Linked DNA regions of Homo sapiens: region 2 is linked to region 1. The links are chromatin loops, found by intact Hi-C in ENCODE. Cell type or tissue: PC-3. All regions are shown on one strand. Links, peaks and the distances in the headings refer to the core of each region. The heading gives the core; the rest is flanking DNA. Region 1 has its middle 180 kb from the start of DMRT2. Region 2 has its middle 100 kb from the start of DMRT2.

Evidence for each region. A loop is a pair of places that touch in the nucleus more often than their neighbours do. Peaks named below come from ENCODE experiments on the same cell type or tissue, not always from the same donor. Only the 100,000 strongest peaks of a DNase experiment are listed, where the experiment ranks them.
Region 2: it touches region 1 in a loop (2.5-fold over the local background); 1 of 110 quality-filtered maps calls a loop at or near these places.

The regions. Positions count from the first base shown.
Region 1 is chr9:1,228,424-1,237,279 of GRCh38, reverse strand. No RefSeq gene overlaps it. Among named protein-coding and RNA genes, the nearest start is that of DMRT2, 180 kb to the right of the region's middle. In PC-3, for the core only: no CTCF peak of the experiment used is centred there; a DNase peak (open chromatin) is centred at 4,609; H3K4me3 peaks cover 1,154 bases; H3K27ac peaks cover 1,114 bases.
Region 2 is chr9:1,150,868-1,159,723 of GRCh38, reverse strand. No RefSeq gene overlaps it. Among named protein-coding and RNA genes, the nearest start is that of DMRT2, 100 kb to the right of the region's middle. In PC-3, for the core only: no CTCF peak of the experiment used is centred there; no DNase peak of the experiment used is centred there.

The sequences.
Region 1 (8,856 bases), core at 2,199-6,198:
CTCCACTTATAGCTGTTTCATTACTCAATAAAATTCTTCTCTGCCCATCTTCAACCTTCAAACTGTCAGTGTATCCTCATTCTTCTTGGATGAAGGACAAGAGCTCACTGATACGGTTTGGCTGTGTCCCTACCGAAATCTCATCTTGAATTGTAGCTCCCATAATTCCCACATGTTGTGGGAGAGACCCAGTTGGAGATAAATGAATGATGGGGGCAGTTTCCCCCATATTGTTCTCATGGTTGTGAATAACATTCAGTTGTTCTATAAGGGGTTTCCCCTTCCACTTGGTTCTCATTCTCTCTTTTATGCTGCTAGGTAAGACATGCCTTTCGCCTTCCACCATGATTGTGAGGCATCCCCAGCCACATGGAACTATGAGTCCATTAAATCTCTTTTCTTTATAAATTACCCAGTCTCAGGTGTGTATTTATCAGCAGTGAGAAAATGGACGAATACCCTCGGGAACCCCCTAGTGCGGGTACAAGCTATAGCCCAGATGGGCCAAGTAGGGGGGTACCTGCAGCGGCAGGCCCATGGCCGAGAGAGGCTCAGGTCAGGGAGAGTGGCCAGTCCTGGAGGCCCCCAGTTGGCAAAGTGATCGAGAAAAGTCCTGCATCACCAGGATTCTAACTGTGTACATGGAAGCCCACGCTTAATCCCTATATTGAATGCCTGGTCAGGTGGTCAAATTTCTGCCTGCTGAAAGCATCTATTAGGTGACACCCTCAGAAAAATCCTCTGCTGAATAGAGCCTACAATTCCTGGCAAGAACATGAAATATTGTTTTTCCTTCTCACAGAAACAAGTGAAACCAATCAGCTGTGATCATTATTCCTGTGTTTTCAAGTACTTCCAAGGCACTTTACATACAAAAATTCCAGAGGCAGACAGTCCACAATCATCAGAGAAAGAGCTTCCTTCTACTTTATTGTATATTATCCTTAATACATGGTTTCCAGCTCACAGTCCAAGATAGAAACCTTAAAATTGCTGTTCTTCTTCCAAAAAAAATAATTCCCTAGAAAAGGGACAGCTGTGAGCCATTAGCAGTCAACACTTTCAACAGCTGGAGGATGGTTGTTCTGGCCCAATAAAGGGAAACCGGGCAGGACTTTAACAGTGGCCACTATGTGGTCCACCCGCCAAATCCACATTGTGGGCAGCAAAAAGGAGAAAGGGGCATTCCCATTCTTCTCTCATTCTTCTCTCATTCTCATTCTCTTATTCTCTTAGTCACATGAGCATAAACAGCAGCAAGGGAACTTGGAGAATACAGTCTTTATCATGGATGGCTATCAGCTCAGTCATTAATTGGTACTTCAATTATTCGACACATCGGGAGGCAATTAGCAGTCTATAGTCCATGCTTCCAACCTGACCCTCAATGTTCCTCCCAAGGCAGAGTGTTTGCACTTGCCTGAGGGCTTCAGGCATTCCAGGCATCCTTCTCACTGACCTAGCACCGGCCCTGGGAACTTCCATGTTCAGGTATAATCGCTGTCTTCTCTCCACCTACCCAGGGCATTCTTACACCTGCAACTTATAGTCTTGACATCTTAGTGCTCAAGGGCCAGCTACCCCCTCTGCTTCCCACTTTGATCCTCTCTCTCAATTCTGGTTTCTGGGACTCCGAGCTATCCCTCTTCCTCATGTGATTAAAATAAAAATATAATATCACTTTTAGGGGAAAGCCACTCCCTACACTAATGTAGCTTTACCTTTATTTGATAACAGTTACCACAATCTCATGCAATTTAAAAGAAATTATAATTCCATACTCAGGATAAAAGGGGAGTGGTTTCCTTATATATGCAGATGGCAGGAATTCTGTGCTTCAAGTTCTGTGCTTGAAGAATACTTTTTTTCCCACTTAATCCTAAGGTTAAGAACTGATTATAAGGTAGTATACTCTGCTAGAAGGGGGTAGGGGGTAGGGGGATGCATTCTGCCTCAGATTTTAAATTATAAGCCAAATTATACAAAGATGTAAAACTTAATGGGAAAACTTAATGGGCTAAGGATGTGAACAAAAGTAGAAATACAAATGGATAATACATCTCAAAAAAATGCAATTTCTAAGAATAAAAATTTAAATAATGAGACATCATTGTCTTTTACCTATCTGATAAAAATTAATGAGAATTATATAAATATAGAAGAAGGGACCAGGCGCAGTGGCTCATGCCTGTAATCCCAGCACTTTGGGAGGCCAAGGCAGGCAGACCACTGGAGCCCAGCCATTCAAGACCAGCATGGGCAACATAGCGAAACCCCATCTTCCACCAAAAATAAATTTAAAAATTAGCCGGGCATGGTGGTGCATGCCTGTAGTGCCAGCTGCTTCGAGGGCTGAGGTGGGAGGATCGCTTAAGCCCAGGAAGCGGAGGTTGCAGTGAGCCAAGATGATGCCACTGCACTCCAGCCTGGGCAACAGAGCCCGATCCTGTCTCCAAAAAAACAAAAACATGAAAGAAAAAAAAAGGAAAAGGTCACTGTCAACTGACTCGGGTTGAAACTAGTACAATTTTGGAGGGAAGACGATTTGATAAGACAATCAAAAATCTTTTTAAAAATGCTTTGATCCCAGGTGTCATCCTGCTGGGAATTGGACAAGAGTGAAAAATGTTTGTACACAATTCAGTTCAAATTTGTTTGTAATAGAAGAAAACCTAAATGCCCAATGCTGAAGGAATGGTTAAATATGTTACTGGACTTCTATGTAACGGACTGCCATGTAGCCATTTGAAATTCCAAGAAACATTTGTTGTCACTGATATTTAGGTTACATTTTCCTTAATTTAGGGAAAAAATGTAGCTTACAAAATAGTGCATGCTGTGTATGCAGTACCATTTTTGTAAAATGTATATGATTATATGTTGATCTTTATACATTTACCGTGTAAATAGTCTAAGAGGATATATACCAAAATGTTACATATTGTTTTCACTGGAAAGCAGTATTTCTGATTATTTTATTGTTTTTATTTCCTTTTTTTTCATATCTGTTTATTGTAAGCATTCCACAAAGTTTTCACTTTGAAAAGTTGCTTTTATTTAAGTTATAAAAAATCTAGAAGAGTATAGCATTGAATATTTACCAATTCTTTGGAGAGGAAATGACTTTCTAAGTAACAGAAATCACAAAGGAAAACACTGATCATTTGCCAAAAATAACAATTATAGTATGTCAAAAAAATAAAATGCAAGAAGTCTGAGGAAAAGTAATATCCATGGCAAACCTTATACCAAAATCTAATATAACATAATCAGATAAACACTACTCTAAAAGTGAAATAGGAAAACATAAGCTATGTATACTGATAATTCTCAAAATGGGCAAAGCAGTCAGAAACACATTAAGAAATTAATTTCACTATTAATTTAATAAAATTAAAACAGGGCTATTAAATTCATAATTATTAGGTTGAGAATTATATGAAGCTAACTCTTGTGCAATGTTTGTAGCCATGTAAATCGGTGCAATACTTTTGGAAAGCCATGTGGCAATACTCATCTGCAGCCAGAAAACTGATTAGCCTTTGACCCAGTAATATCCTAGAGATGCAATCCAGTTTAAGAAATAGCTACATACACGAAGATGTTTATGATCACTTTTTTATAGTAGCAATTTAGAGGAAATATTCTAAATGTCCATGATGAAAGAATGCTTAAATATATTGTTGGTAAATCTACTAAAGGGAATATAATACAACCATTAAAATTAGGGATATGACAATTATGTAATAACAGAAAATTTCTCAGGTTAAGTACCAAAAACAAGATACTAAATTGCATGGTATTTTTAGAGTATGGATAGACAATAGACTCAAGCAAAATGTACAGATATGTTCAGATAACTAACAATTCTTAAAAATTACCAGTAGTCCTGGCTACTCAAAAGGCCAACGAGGGAAGATCACTTGAGGCCAGGAGTTTCAGACCAGCCTGGGCAACATTTCTTTTTTTTAAAAAAATTGCCAATTGTCTCCATTGCCAATATTTTCTTTAAACAACTTTTATTTTTAATAATCTATTTTAAGTGATGGCTATGAAAACTATGCAGCAACATGGAAAATTATAATACAGTGTTATCTGAACAATGTATATCCAGTTGCATGTATATATGGATAACAATCCATAGGATATTGTCTGCTATGATAATAAATGTATGGGTAAATTTTATCTCACTAGCATCAAAATTGGATAATTTTGTAAAGATAACTTATTTATAAACAAGAAGATATAGAACAGCATGATACTATATCAATAAATATACCATTTGAGCAAAAAAATGTCTGGAATGTAAAGGGTAAGAAGCTTATATATAGATTTGCCAACTTTCTTTTTGTGTTCAAAACTACAAATCATTAACCAGCTTTTGCTTTTCTTAACAAATAGAAAATAGTTTCACAATGACTTTGACAAGAACATAGGAAAGAGAGAGAAACAGACATGCATTCGTGTTTTGCAAACTAATTTCTGAGAGGCAGTGAGTAGCCTGAACTCCTGGCCTCAGGAAATGAAAATAGACACGATGCCACTTCCTAGTTCCTAAGTATTTCATAATCCTTTTTCTACAATCAGTCTTCCACACGCCTGGCCTGGGTCCCGGAGAATAAAGTACACAAACTTCTTACTTTTTCAGAATGCCTCGGGTCTGCTCTTTCCTTAGCAAATATTTCCAATGTGCCAACTGTTTACACATGGCTTCTGAACTTTCCCATCCATAGCCAGAGTCCAGCAGGATTTGTCAGTTACTGGTAATTCTCAGGAAACAGAACTCTCGCCATCCTTCGAAGTGAGCAAGGAAGGATTTGCCATGACAGCCTCGCCTTCAGGCACACAGCTGGTATCCACTCCTCCCATGCGAGAGAGAATGGAAGCCTTCAGAAACACTGACTTCAAGCAACCATTGTGCTGTTCTCAGTTTAGTACCACAGTTTTCAAGGTGCATTTGAGAGAAATTGGAAAACAAGCAGATAAGGAAAAGGTTTGCTGCCTGACAGTTTGGTCTTTCGTGTTTAGTTAATAGCCATGACTCGCACAGGAGTGCTGTGCAATAGCCATAATGCTTTCCAGAATGCCTTCAGCATGTTTTCAACTGCTTAGTAAGATTTAGTCTCACTTGCTGACATCACCTCTTGGGGGTTATTTAAGTGTTCAGTTATTTTTCCAAGCAGCCTGGTGGTGTTCCTCTATCCTCTGTAGTATTCCAACCCAGCAGTTCTCAACACTCTCTTAACAATGACAAGGAAGACCAATGACATTTTGCCCATGGGCAAAGTCAGATGTAATGAAACCCACTCCTTCACAAGAATATTTGGCAGAGAAGTTGAATACTAAGCTGATTCCTAATAACTATTCATAATACCTCTAAGTGAAATGCTACCCTCTCCTCTTCCATGCAAGAAAGCATTTCAGGATATCAGTGCACAGGGACATATCATTGAGGAAACTTTTAAGCCACCGAAATTTATTCAAAATTTAAATGATTAGAAAATGGGCATTGCAGTTATTAGTAATAAAAATGACTTATGACACAATTCAGAGCTAAACTTTAGGTACGACTTACTGCCTTCATCACCCAGCAACCCAGGATGTATTTTAACTTCTAAAGATGTCAGAACATACATTGGCTCCATTCTTGCTATAAGAGCGCTACAAGTGGGTTTGACCCTTTGTGGCTTCATCTTGAGGTTTTTGCAAAGCCCGTATGGTATTCCTATTGCTCTTTCCATGGTGGATATTCCTGTAGAATCAAACCCATGGATTCCCCATTCTTGTCAAGAGATATATCCATCATCCATTATGAAAGAGTAAGATCCACTAGGAAGAGCTCAGTGGTGACACTGAGCTGAGCTACTGCAAACTACAGTTCACAATCCCAGCAGCAAAAGGGTGCTACGCTTATCTCCTTTACATTCCCAAATGTCATCTGTTGCCTGTTGTGTCTTTTTCCACATTTCAAATCCTGCTATGATCCATGGTTATGCTTATTTTGAAATATATTATACATAGAAAGAATATATAATATGCATATGTACAGTTTGAAAAATAAAAAAAATGAATACCCATGTACCAAACACCTGGCTAAAGAAACGGAACAACCCCCATAAACCAGAAGCTTCCTCCTTTCACCCCACTACCACCCTCATCCCACACAGAGGGAACCACTACTCTGAATTTTGTGACAATCATTCCTTTCTTTTTCTTTAAGATTTTATTACTGATGATATAAGCCTAAACAATGTATTGCTTCATTCTGCCTGGTTTTGAATTTCAGTATAAGTGAAATCATACAAAATATATCTTATGACTTCCAAAGAAGTAACATGATGTTTTTAAGATTCATCTGTCTTAATATCTATTTCTGTAGTTAATTTATTTTTACTGCTGTATAGCGTTCCATTATATGAATACACCCTACCTTATTTGTCCTATTGAAATGTTCATAGCTTCTGTTTGCCTGCTTGCTTTTTGAAAATTATTTTGTGAGCATTTTTAAAACTGTCTCTCCTTATGAGTGTTCACATATTAAACTTTATTAGAAAGTTGAATTTCTACATAGGCTGGCTTTGTCTCTCAGCTTTCTATTTAGTTCAACTGGTCTTTTAATCTGTTACTGCATGAATATTAAACTGTCTTTATTAAAAATCAATAAGACAAGTCTTATTCTTCTTCTAGAGTGGTTTTATATTTCAGGAGCCCTTTGCTTATCCAAATAAATTGTAGAATCTGTTGACCAGTTATCCTAAAAAAAGTTAAACATGAATTGTATTTACTATAAATCTATGAATAAATTTGAAGGGGATTAATATCTTTCTTTGTAACTACATGAAACATCCTCCTTTTAGTTAGAATCCCTTTTAGTAGCATCATCATTTTCTTGATGAATGGCTTATACTTCATTTTTGTTGATTCCTGTGTACTTGATAATTTTGCAGTTATTGTAAAGTATAAAATTCTTTGAAATTCCATTGTCTAACTGATCATTCATGGTATACAGAATGCTATTGACTTCAGTATACTGAGTTAATATGAAGAACTTTGCTAAATGTATCTACTAATTCTAATAACCTATTCAAAAACTCTTGCATTTTTACACAATTATTTCATCTTGATAGTTTTAATTCTGTCTCTACAATAAGTAATTTTTGATTTTTTTTGTTTTATTTTGTTTTGTTTCCTGACTCACTGCACTATCTTGCTCCTCCAGTAAAATGTTGAACAGAAGTAGTTACAGTAGTCATCCTTGTACTCCTGATCTCAGAAGCTTTCAACATTCTACCATTTATTAAGATTTTTGATCTAAGCTTTCCTTTTTTTTTTCTTTTTTTTTTTTATTTGTTATGTACACCATTAATAGGTGGCTATTCTTTTTTTTTTTTTTATACTTTAAGTTTTAGGGTACATGTGCACATTGTGCAGGTTAGTTACATATGTATACATGTGCCATGCTGGTGCGCTGCACCCACTAACTCATCATCTAGCCTTAGGTATATCTCCCAACTCTATCCCTCCCCCATCCCCCCCACCCCACCACAGTCCCCAGAGTGTGGTATTCACCTTCATGTGTCCATGTGATCTCATTGTTCAATTCCCACCTATGAGTGAGAATATACGGTGTTTGGTGTTTTGTTCTTGCGATAGTTTACTGAGAATGATGATTTCCAATTTCATCCATGTCCCTACAAAGGATATGAACTCATCATTTTTTATGGCTGCATAGTATTCCATGGTGTATATGTGCCACATTTTCTTAATCCATTCTATCATTGTTGGACATTTGGGTTGGTTCCAAGTCTTTGCTATTGTGAATAATGCCGCAATAAACATACGTGTGCATGTATCTTTATAGCAGCATGATTTATAGTCCTTTGGGTATATACCCAGTAATGGGATGGCTGGGTCAAATGGTATTTCTAGTCTAGATCCCTGAGGAATCGCCACACTGACTTCCACAATGGTTGAACTAGTTTACAGTCCCACCAACAGTGTAAAAGTGTTCCTATTTCTCCACATCCTCTCCAGCACCTGTTGTTTCCTGACTTTTTAATGATTGCCATTCTAACTGGTGTGAGATGATATCTCATAGTGGTTTTGATTTGCATTTCTCTGATGGCCAGTGATGATGAGCATTTTTTCATGTGTTTTTTGGCTGCATAAATGTCTTCTTTTGAGAAGTGTCTGTTCATGTCCTTCGCCCACTTTTTGATGGGGTTGTTTGTTTTTTTCTTGTAAATTTGTTTGAGTTCATTGTAGATTCTGGATATTAGCCCTTTGTCAGATGAGTAGGTTGCGAAAATTTTCTCCCATGTTGTAGGTTGCCTGTTCACTCTGATGGTAGTTTCTTTTGCTGTGCAGAAGCTCTTTAGTTTAATTAGATCCCATTTGTCAATTTTGGCTTTTGTTGCCATTGCTTTTGGTGTTTTGGACATGAAGTCCTTGCCCATGCCTATGTCCTGAATGGTAATGCCAAGGTTTTCTTCTAGGGTTTTTATGGTTTTAGGTCTAACGTTTAAATCTTTAATCCATCTTGAATTGATTTTTGTATAAGGTGTAAGGAAGGGATCCAGTTTCAGCTTTCTACATATGGCTAGCCAGTTTTCCCAGCACCATTTGTTAAATAGGGAATCCTTTCCCCATTGCTTGTTTTCCTCAGGTTTGTCAAAGATCAGATAGTTGTAGGTATGCGGCGTTATTTCTGAGGGCTCTGTTCTGTTCCATTGATCTATATCTCTGTTTTGGTACCAGTACCATGCTGTTTTGGTTACTGTAGCCTTGTAGTATAGTTTGAAGTCAGGTAGTGTGATGCCTCCAGCTTTGTTCTTTTGGCTTAGGATTGACTTGGCA
Region 2 (8,856 bases), core at 2,983-6,982, 78 kb after region 1:
ATTATCATTTGACAATATAAATAAACAAATAAATAAAAAGGGAGCCACTTAGGATTTTGCTTCTGCTGGCAACGTTACCTGGAAAGAACATTCCTGATTAGAAAGCGGTTTAGGTTACTTTTTAGCTTTTTCAGTTGCTTTTGAAGGTAACATGAGTCTCAAGATGGTATTTCACTTTGACTTTATTCAAGCTTCTGTTGATTCTGGACAAACCTAATTTACACAAGACAACGCTATCTGTTGTCACTGTTCCTTCCCCCTGTTTGGTTTTCTCATTATTCATAGAGGCTTCCAGCTCCTTCCCCTCACTTCAGGCTTATTACTGAGCCCCTTAGAATTTCCGTAACACCAGCTTTGTAGCTCGCTATGAAGAAATGACGACTCAGTAAGAATGGGCCTGCAAGAGATTCACTTCTTGAAAAAGGACAATGAAAATCAGAGGTGAACAACTTTGCTGCTAGCAAAAAAATATATCAGGAAAGAATCTCTGTTGGCTGTACATTTTTTCATTTAAAATTAACATGGGGCTGGGCATGGTGGTGTATGCCTCTAGTCCCAGATACTTGGGAGGCCAAGGCAGCAGGATTACCTGAGCCCAGAAGGTCAAGGCTGCAGTGAGCTATGATCGCACCACTGCACTCCAGTCTGGGCAACAGAGTAAAACTGCATCTTTAAAATAAATAAATAAATAAATAAATAAATAAATAAATGAGTAAATGATACAATTAACATGGCTTTATAGAGTCCCATGGGATAAATGTATATTCTTACAGTGTTGTATACATGCGCACACACACACAAGAACACTCACCAAGCAGATGAGGAATACAACCACAGAATGGTGAAGATGGAACAACAACACAGAGGAAACCTGAATGATCACATGGAGTAGAACTGCCCACCCAGCCTCGCCCACTCACCTAACTCTGGGCTGTTATGTGAGAGATACTACTTTTTCATTTGGTTGGTTAGTTGTTTGTTTTTGATAGCAAGAGAAAATTAGAACTCTCTGAACCATGCTATTATTAATAGTAGAGAATATTTCTAAGTGGCACACATTCAAATAAAAAATGTGATTCCCTTCAGCAGTGCTTGTGCCTGCCTGGATGAGCTTATGGGTTCTATGGACATCACATACATGTCAGTCATGCCCTCCTCATTCAGAGCCACAAAGATTTTTCACACTCACTCTCAGGACCAATGAGATGTATCTTTTAACTGGTCTGTAAATGAAATAAATTTCTCTGCCCCATCATCCGTTAAGTTATGGGCTTTTGAAGTGATGGAAAAAGAGAAAGAAATGGTCTCACATCCCCTAAACAAGTCTCAAAGGCTCCTAGTTCCTGCATTTTGGGGTTGGAGCAATTTGCTTTGCCCTGAGTGAGGCATTTAAGAATATAAAAATGTCATCCATGGCTAATTTAGGGGTCAATGTGAAGCACAGGGATGCAGAGGCAGCTTTCTGATCTCTCTTGCTAAAATTAGGTTGTGGGTTGCATAAAAACACTGGGCACTCTGCTTGTATCACTGTGTCCATGCACTGTTATTGACTGCTTTCAAAGAAGAAAGCTGACCAGCCATCCAAGAAAAAAAAAAAAAAAGATGACTAATTTAAATCAGACAAATCAACACAAGACTGGCCAATCAGTCAATAAAGGCTGACAGTTCCTTTTCTGTGGGTAGGAGCTAGTGTGAGTGCCACTCACGTGCACCCCAAACACCCCAGTTCCCCTTCTCTCTGCCTTCCTGAGGGACTAATTCTTAGCTAAGCTTTCCTCCCTAGGAGCTAGCCAAAGGCAACTGTGTACACATCTTAGATCAGAGTAACTCAAGGAGATTTCCCAAGCCAAGTACAAAATCATTATTTATTCCAGAAGAGGCAGGTTAGCATAGTCCAGGTACCTATGGCCAAACAGCTTTCCTCCTTCCTACTTCCCAGTTCTCACCACTCCTACTTCTCATGCGTTTCTGAGGAAATTTAACCTGCAACTCTCATACTCAATGACAGCTGACTCACACAAACCCCTTCCCATTGAAACTATTGGATAGCCAGAAAATCCATGTGAAGATTTTTACTTTCGACCAGAAAATTGGATGCAAATTGGATGCCTAAGGTTTTGAAGGCCACGTAATCTCCCAAGACATTGGAGTTCTATCAACTCCCACATATAATCACTTCCACATATAGTATGTTTTAAAATAAAATGTTTGTCTTTATTTTCTAACTGGATTCCAACACATTAGGCAGAAACTATTATCCATCTCCCCATTTTACCCACAAGGTCTCCAAGGTTCTAAGAGGAAAGTAGACAAACTATGGTCCATGGCCAAATTCAGCCCCACACCTGTTTTGTAAATAAATTTTTACTGGAACACAGCTGCATCCATTTATTTACATTTTGTCTATGCCTGATTTTGCTATGATGCCAGACTTGAGTAGTTGTGCAGAGACCACATAGCCCAAAAAGCTGAATATATTTGTGATCTGGCTCTTTACAGAGAAAGCTTGCCAATTCCTGCTCAGAGAGATTATCTGGCTTTCACAAAGTCACATTTTGGTAATTTTCCTAAAGGCGATGACACTTAAAAATTTCCGAGAGGCAGTCAAATAATGTCTTTGGTCAAATAATGGCTCTTTCCTTTCTGCCACACTGCCTCCCTGTGTGCTAGTCAGTCTACCCTCTAGGGATCGCTGGTTGGGTCAGCAGGAGGACAGGTCAAATCATAGTTCTAGAGCATCACACAGAGGAAGCACCCAGGACTGTACAGGACAGACTATAAAATGAACAGAAAGTGTCTACCCCATTCTATTGCAAATCTCTTCCTTGCAAGGAGTAGGAAACATGCACACCTCCAAGGCTCTTCAAATTGTTACCCACAACCTTGGGCCATGGGCTTCAGGGACGTTTGCTTGTAGTCCAACCCTTGAAGAAGAGATCTCTCCAGGTGTTCTCAGACATGCCATTACACATTCCGTTCTTAGAACTTTCAGGGTTGGTGTTTGGTGTTTTTACTATTGTTGCTAGTATTGTTGTGGTTTGATTTGGTTGGGTTTTGTGGCTTTTAAGCCTATTTAGTAAGTATCATGCTATTGTCATAGAAAGCTAGTGGCTGCTTATTTAATATCTAGATGATCTTCAAAAGTGGAGAAAGCCAACTGAAATTGAAAACTACTTTTGTAAAAGTCCTAAATGCCTATTATGCGTGTAGTAGTCCTAAAGTTTGGAGATTGTACGTGTGTTTGAGTGGGGGGGGGGGGTGTTTGTCTAAGTGTGTGTGTGTGCGCGCGTGTGTATGTTTGGGAGGTTTGGGAATTTTGTTCTGTTTTTCTTTTATGGAGAAGCAAGAAGTGGGGATAGAAAGTACTAGACTAACCAGTTTCAGGATGTATCTGCATTCTACTAAATAGCAAAACTTGCCCATGTGATCAAGCCCAGTCACTTAAAGTCATAACCAGTGCTGCAAATTGTTCTGCTACAGACCTTGGAAACATGATTAGAAAATATATACTAAAGGATATACTGATCTTGAATAATTTCTTTCCTGCATTAGGCACAAACCTATGGTCACTCAGCCTATGGTAAAAGATTTATCATGTTGCAACTGGTTTGAAAAACTCCAGTGTGTGTGTGTGTGTGTGTGTGTGTGTGTGTGCGCGCGCGCATGTGTGTGTGCATTAAAATTTTTGTTTTGTTTTACCTTGAAGGTTGTAAGTGGTGTAATACTTTTTCCTTTGTTTTCTGTTGCATTTGATAGAGTTAATTTTTTTATTTTATTGGAGTATTTTTAAAGGAATGCTGTTTGGTAAGTATGGTGACCTGGGAGAGGGAAGAAAAACACAGACTTTCTGATCACCCAGGGCTATGAATTACCACTAAGAGAGACTGATTGATCCAAGTGCTATGTTCCCTGCCAGGGGTTGAAAATGAAACTGGTACAAAGAGGTACCAGATAAGAGAAGAGCAAACAAGAGTGTAAAGTAGTGGTTCTGTTGTGGCCAGGCTCACCACCCTGTACTTCATCCTCCTCCTTTGCCTCCACTCTTTTCCCAATAGACATTATTAAACACACTATCAGACACAGTACCTCATGCCTCCAGGGAAATATGAGCACACAGGAACAACTGCTGGATGAATTTGTAACTTATAAACTGAGCAACTCTTGCAGGAGGCAGGAGGAAATAATATAGAGATAGATGGTATAAAAGAGCATTTTAGAGATGTGGGAAGAGAAATAACTGCCTACATTGAATAACCGGACTACTAGAAAAAAGACAACATAAAATAAAGACAAGAAAATATTTGAACAAATAATGGAGATAAATTTCCTGGAAATAAAACAATATTTCTTAAAACCTGAAAATTAAAAAGGCACATAAATGCCAAACAGAGATATAAAGAAAAGGACACCTCTGTCTAGAGGTGAAAACTATCAAAGACAAAGCAAAATTCTAAAAGCTTCTAGAGAAACAGAGCATATCACTGATAGAAAACAAGAATCAGATTGTAATTACACATCTCGGTTCTAATACTATGTAGAAGAAATCAGTGGGGAAAGATTTTAAAAGTATTGAAAAACGATGTATTTAAAACTGGATTTTCCTAAGCAACCAAATTGTTATTCAAATCTGAGAACATAATACAACATTTTGGGCACACAGGCTTCAAAACTTTTTCTACCACAATTCCATATAATGATAAGGAAACACATTCAGAAGTACGAGAGATGTTGGGAGAAATGGAGTATCAAATTTCTTGGTAAGATGTGTCATTGTCCAAACAAATTTAAAGGACTAAAGAAAAGAAAAAGTACATCTATAATAAACTAGAGATGAAATTCTAGACTGTATCAGTATGATAGAGCCAGGAAGACAAAAAGTGTAGGAGCACATGTGACTGTGCTTCTCTTGTTAAATAAGTGTATAAATATGTATACTTATAAAATTTTAGTATATAAATATTGATATGTTTAAGGAATCAGAGAAAAATAAACATGAATCTGAAGAAGGCAACCACCAAAAGCACAAACATAGGATACCGCTTACCTTAGATGACACAGGTTTGAACTGTGCAGGTCCAATTATACGAGGATTTTTTTCAACCAAACATAGATCAAAACTACAGCATTCATGGGATGTGAAGCCTGTGTACACGGAGGGTTGACTTTTCAAATATGTAGGTTCTGCAGGGCCAACTTGTGGGATTTGAGTAGGCCCAGATTTGGGTATACGTGGAGGGTCCTAGAACCAATCATCTGTGTATACCAAGGATGACTGTATATAACTTTCTAACAGACAAAAAAAAAATCCTTCTATCTAATGGAAAACAAGAAAGAATAAAAAAATAAAGAAGATAGAGAATCTGAACCATTTATTCTTTTCAATTTACCTATAAGGTAAATCAAATAATACTTCTCCAAATTCGTGAATACATTCTCTTTAGGTTGACTTCTAGTAGTTATCTTTCCTACTTAGGACTTTTAATCCACCTAAAAATCATTCTTATATATGGGGTGAAGTAAGCAGCAGCATTTTATTCACGTGAAAAACATCACTCGTTATTGAAAAGATCATCTTTTTCTTAGTGCTCTGTAGTACCACCTTTATTGTAAAATCAAATTACCACGTTTATGTATTTTCTGGATGTTCTGTTCTGTTTTAGTGGTGTATATCTATCATTGTACCCATATCATACTTCCTTAGTACTGTAGCTATGTAATAAACATGGATACCTGGTAGAATTAATCCTCCTACTTTGTTCTTGTTGAAGATTGTCTTGCCTATTCTCAGACCTTTGATTTCCATATATTTTTAAAATCAGTTTCTACACATACACAAACACAACACAACCTGACATATTGCTAGGGATTACATCTGTACAATGTTGAGTCTTTCAATCCAGGAATATAATATATCCTCTGACAAAGGAGAAAAGTCATAAGATTATCTCCACAGATGCAGGAAATGCATTTAATAAAAACTAACATCCACTTATAATTTTAAAATGTTAGCAAACAGGAAATAGAAAGAAACTATTTAATCTGATAGAGTACCCACAAATAATCTCCAACAAACATCTATTTAGACCTTCTTTAATTTCTCTTAACATTTTTACTTTTCTGAGAAGAGAGATCACAAATTTTTCTTAGCTATATTTCAAGATAGTTGGTGTTTTTGAAAACTGAATATTTTTTGTTTTCTAATTAGTTATTAGTGATATGTACAATGTATAATTAATTTTGTGTATTGATCTTGTACTTGACAATCTCAGTATATTCAATTATTCATTTTAATAATTTATCTATGTGTTATTTTGGACTTTCTATGAATAATAAGGGTTATATTTTTATTTCTCCTTTTATAAGCAATTTGTTTTTGTTTTAATTGCAATGGCTAGCCAGGCTCTTCAGTAAAAATGTCAGACAGAAAATGGTAATAGTAGATATATTCATCTTGTTTCTGATATGATTTCAGAAAGGAAAAGAAGCTTTTAGTATTTCACCATGAGTGTAAAGATTATTTGTGAGTGCTCTAGCAGATTAAGGAGTTTCCTTCTATTTCCAACTTGCTAAGATTTTATTATTACAAACAGATGCTAATTTTTATTACATGTGTTTCCTGCATCTATGGAGATTATCTTATGACTTTTTTCTCCCTTTTTCTTTTTTTTTTTTTTTTGAGACAGAGTTTCTCTCTTGTTGCCCAGGCTGGAGTGCAATGGTGCGATCTCATTTCACTACAACCTCCGCCTCCCGGGTTCAGGCGATTCTCCTGGCTCAGCCTCCTGTATAGCTGGGACTACAGGCGCCCGCCACCAGGCCCAGCTAATTTTTTGTGTTTTTAGTAGAGATGGGGTTTCACCATGTTGGCCACGCTGGTCTCGAACTCCTGACCTCATGTAATCCACCCACCTTGGCCTCCCAAAGTGCTAGGATTATAAGCATGAACCACCGCTCCCAGCCTCCTTTATTCTTTCATACAATGAATTAGATTGGTTGATTGTGAATGTTGAACCAAACTTATATTTCTGGCAAAAAAAAAAATTGTTCTTGATGTAGTATTCTTTTTATGTATTGCTGGATTAGGCTTTCTAATACTTATTTCAGATTTTTAAATTTGTATTGATGAATGAGATTAGCCTGTAATTTTACTTTCCTATAATGCCCATATCAGGAAATGTTATCAAGATTATGAAGGCCTTATAAAATCTGTTAGGTTGGAGAATGCTTTATACCATATGCAGGAGCCAACAGTCACCAAGCCAGGACAGCCTGACAACCTGGGCCTGAGCAAGCAACACCACAGCCCTTGGGCAAAACTATTGTCAAGCCAACTGTTAGTAGTGAGCACCTGGCCAGATAGGTGCTGTGGGCTAGGGATGTGGGCAAGGGAGTTGGCTGGTACATAGACTGCTGAGCATGCACGCAGACATTTTCTCTCTCCCCATCTGTACAAAAAGTGCCTCACAACCTTCAGAATCACAGTTTTGACCCTCGTATCCCAGGATTTATTTTGTCACAGAATCCAGCAAAGTTGCAATTCTTCGTGTTCCAGCCCTGAGTGGAGTAAGAAACTTCCAGCAGAGTTGATAAAAATGACAAACTCAAAAACTTTCCCAGGTTATCTGCCAAATTGTCGCTGAATTTAGTGCTGTATCCACTGCAAACCTCATTTAGCAAATCTCCAAGTTATTTCATGTTGGTCAAAACAAAGACTGCCTCTTTAATTCTGGGAGAATGTAGGCTGTGGCCCAGCAGAGGGGAGGCCATCTCTGTAGTTAGCATGCTGTAGCAAAGATCTGCTGTGAAAACTGTAAAATTACTCTTGGTTGGAAATAGAAACCTGCCTTTGAGAGCAGTCAGCAATGTTAAGAGATGAAAGTTTATTACTGAATGAGCTCACATGTTCAAAGACAATGGTTGGCATAAAAACTTTCCGTTCTGTTTTGAATACCATTTTGTGAAAGACAGGATGAAAACAAAGGGGTGTCCTTGTTGATAATATTTCTTTAATTTTAACCTCATAGACTCACAGCAACGCTCGTGACACTCCTTATGGTTTCTTCGGCCTATTCTTCTTGGATAAGGTATTCCCTCTTTTATATATCATCTTATTTATGCAGTTACTTCTGAAGCTCCTGGTGACCTTTCTCTAAACTTTTGCATTTGACAAAAATAATGAATCAACTACTGAACTCATGTTCAGTAGATAACCAAAATGAGAATCTCTAGAGAATATAGGAATAAAGTCTCTCTTCTATAAAAATGTCTCACCACTATACTTTATTAGAGTGAAGAAAATAGAATGTTATAGTTCATCATTTAAAAATTGCAAACAGTGAAATTTAACTGGATACTCATGCAGATGAATTGCTAAATTCATAATGCTCCTTAGATGTCTTCTAGAAGCAGCACTAAATTTATATATCAAGGATGTTTTTAAATTTGTTCAAAATAGATGACCTCAGAATTTTATATAGAATATTACTGAAAAAATATGCCTAGTGTTAATATCTTGCATATTTAAGCATTGTGGTGTCTTATCTAAAAATCAAGTAAATTAGTTGTTATAAATGACTGCCTACCTAAAAGCAGAAAGAGACATTTATTATTAAGGAAACATTCATGTCTCGTTCAGTTAATGGAATTGGAAATTACACCTCAAATTTACACATCAGTAAATTATTTTATGGCTTTCAATGAAAATAACTTAATGCTGGACAAAGGAAAATTCCGAGTTCTTAGTCTACTATTAATTGACTTGAAGAACAATAATTCTTTTTGCAAATCAAAGAAGCCAGAACCAAAAGGAAATTAGATACTTGAAATACACCCAGACTACATCTTAAAATTTTTCAG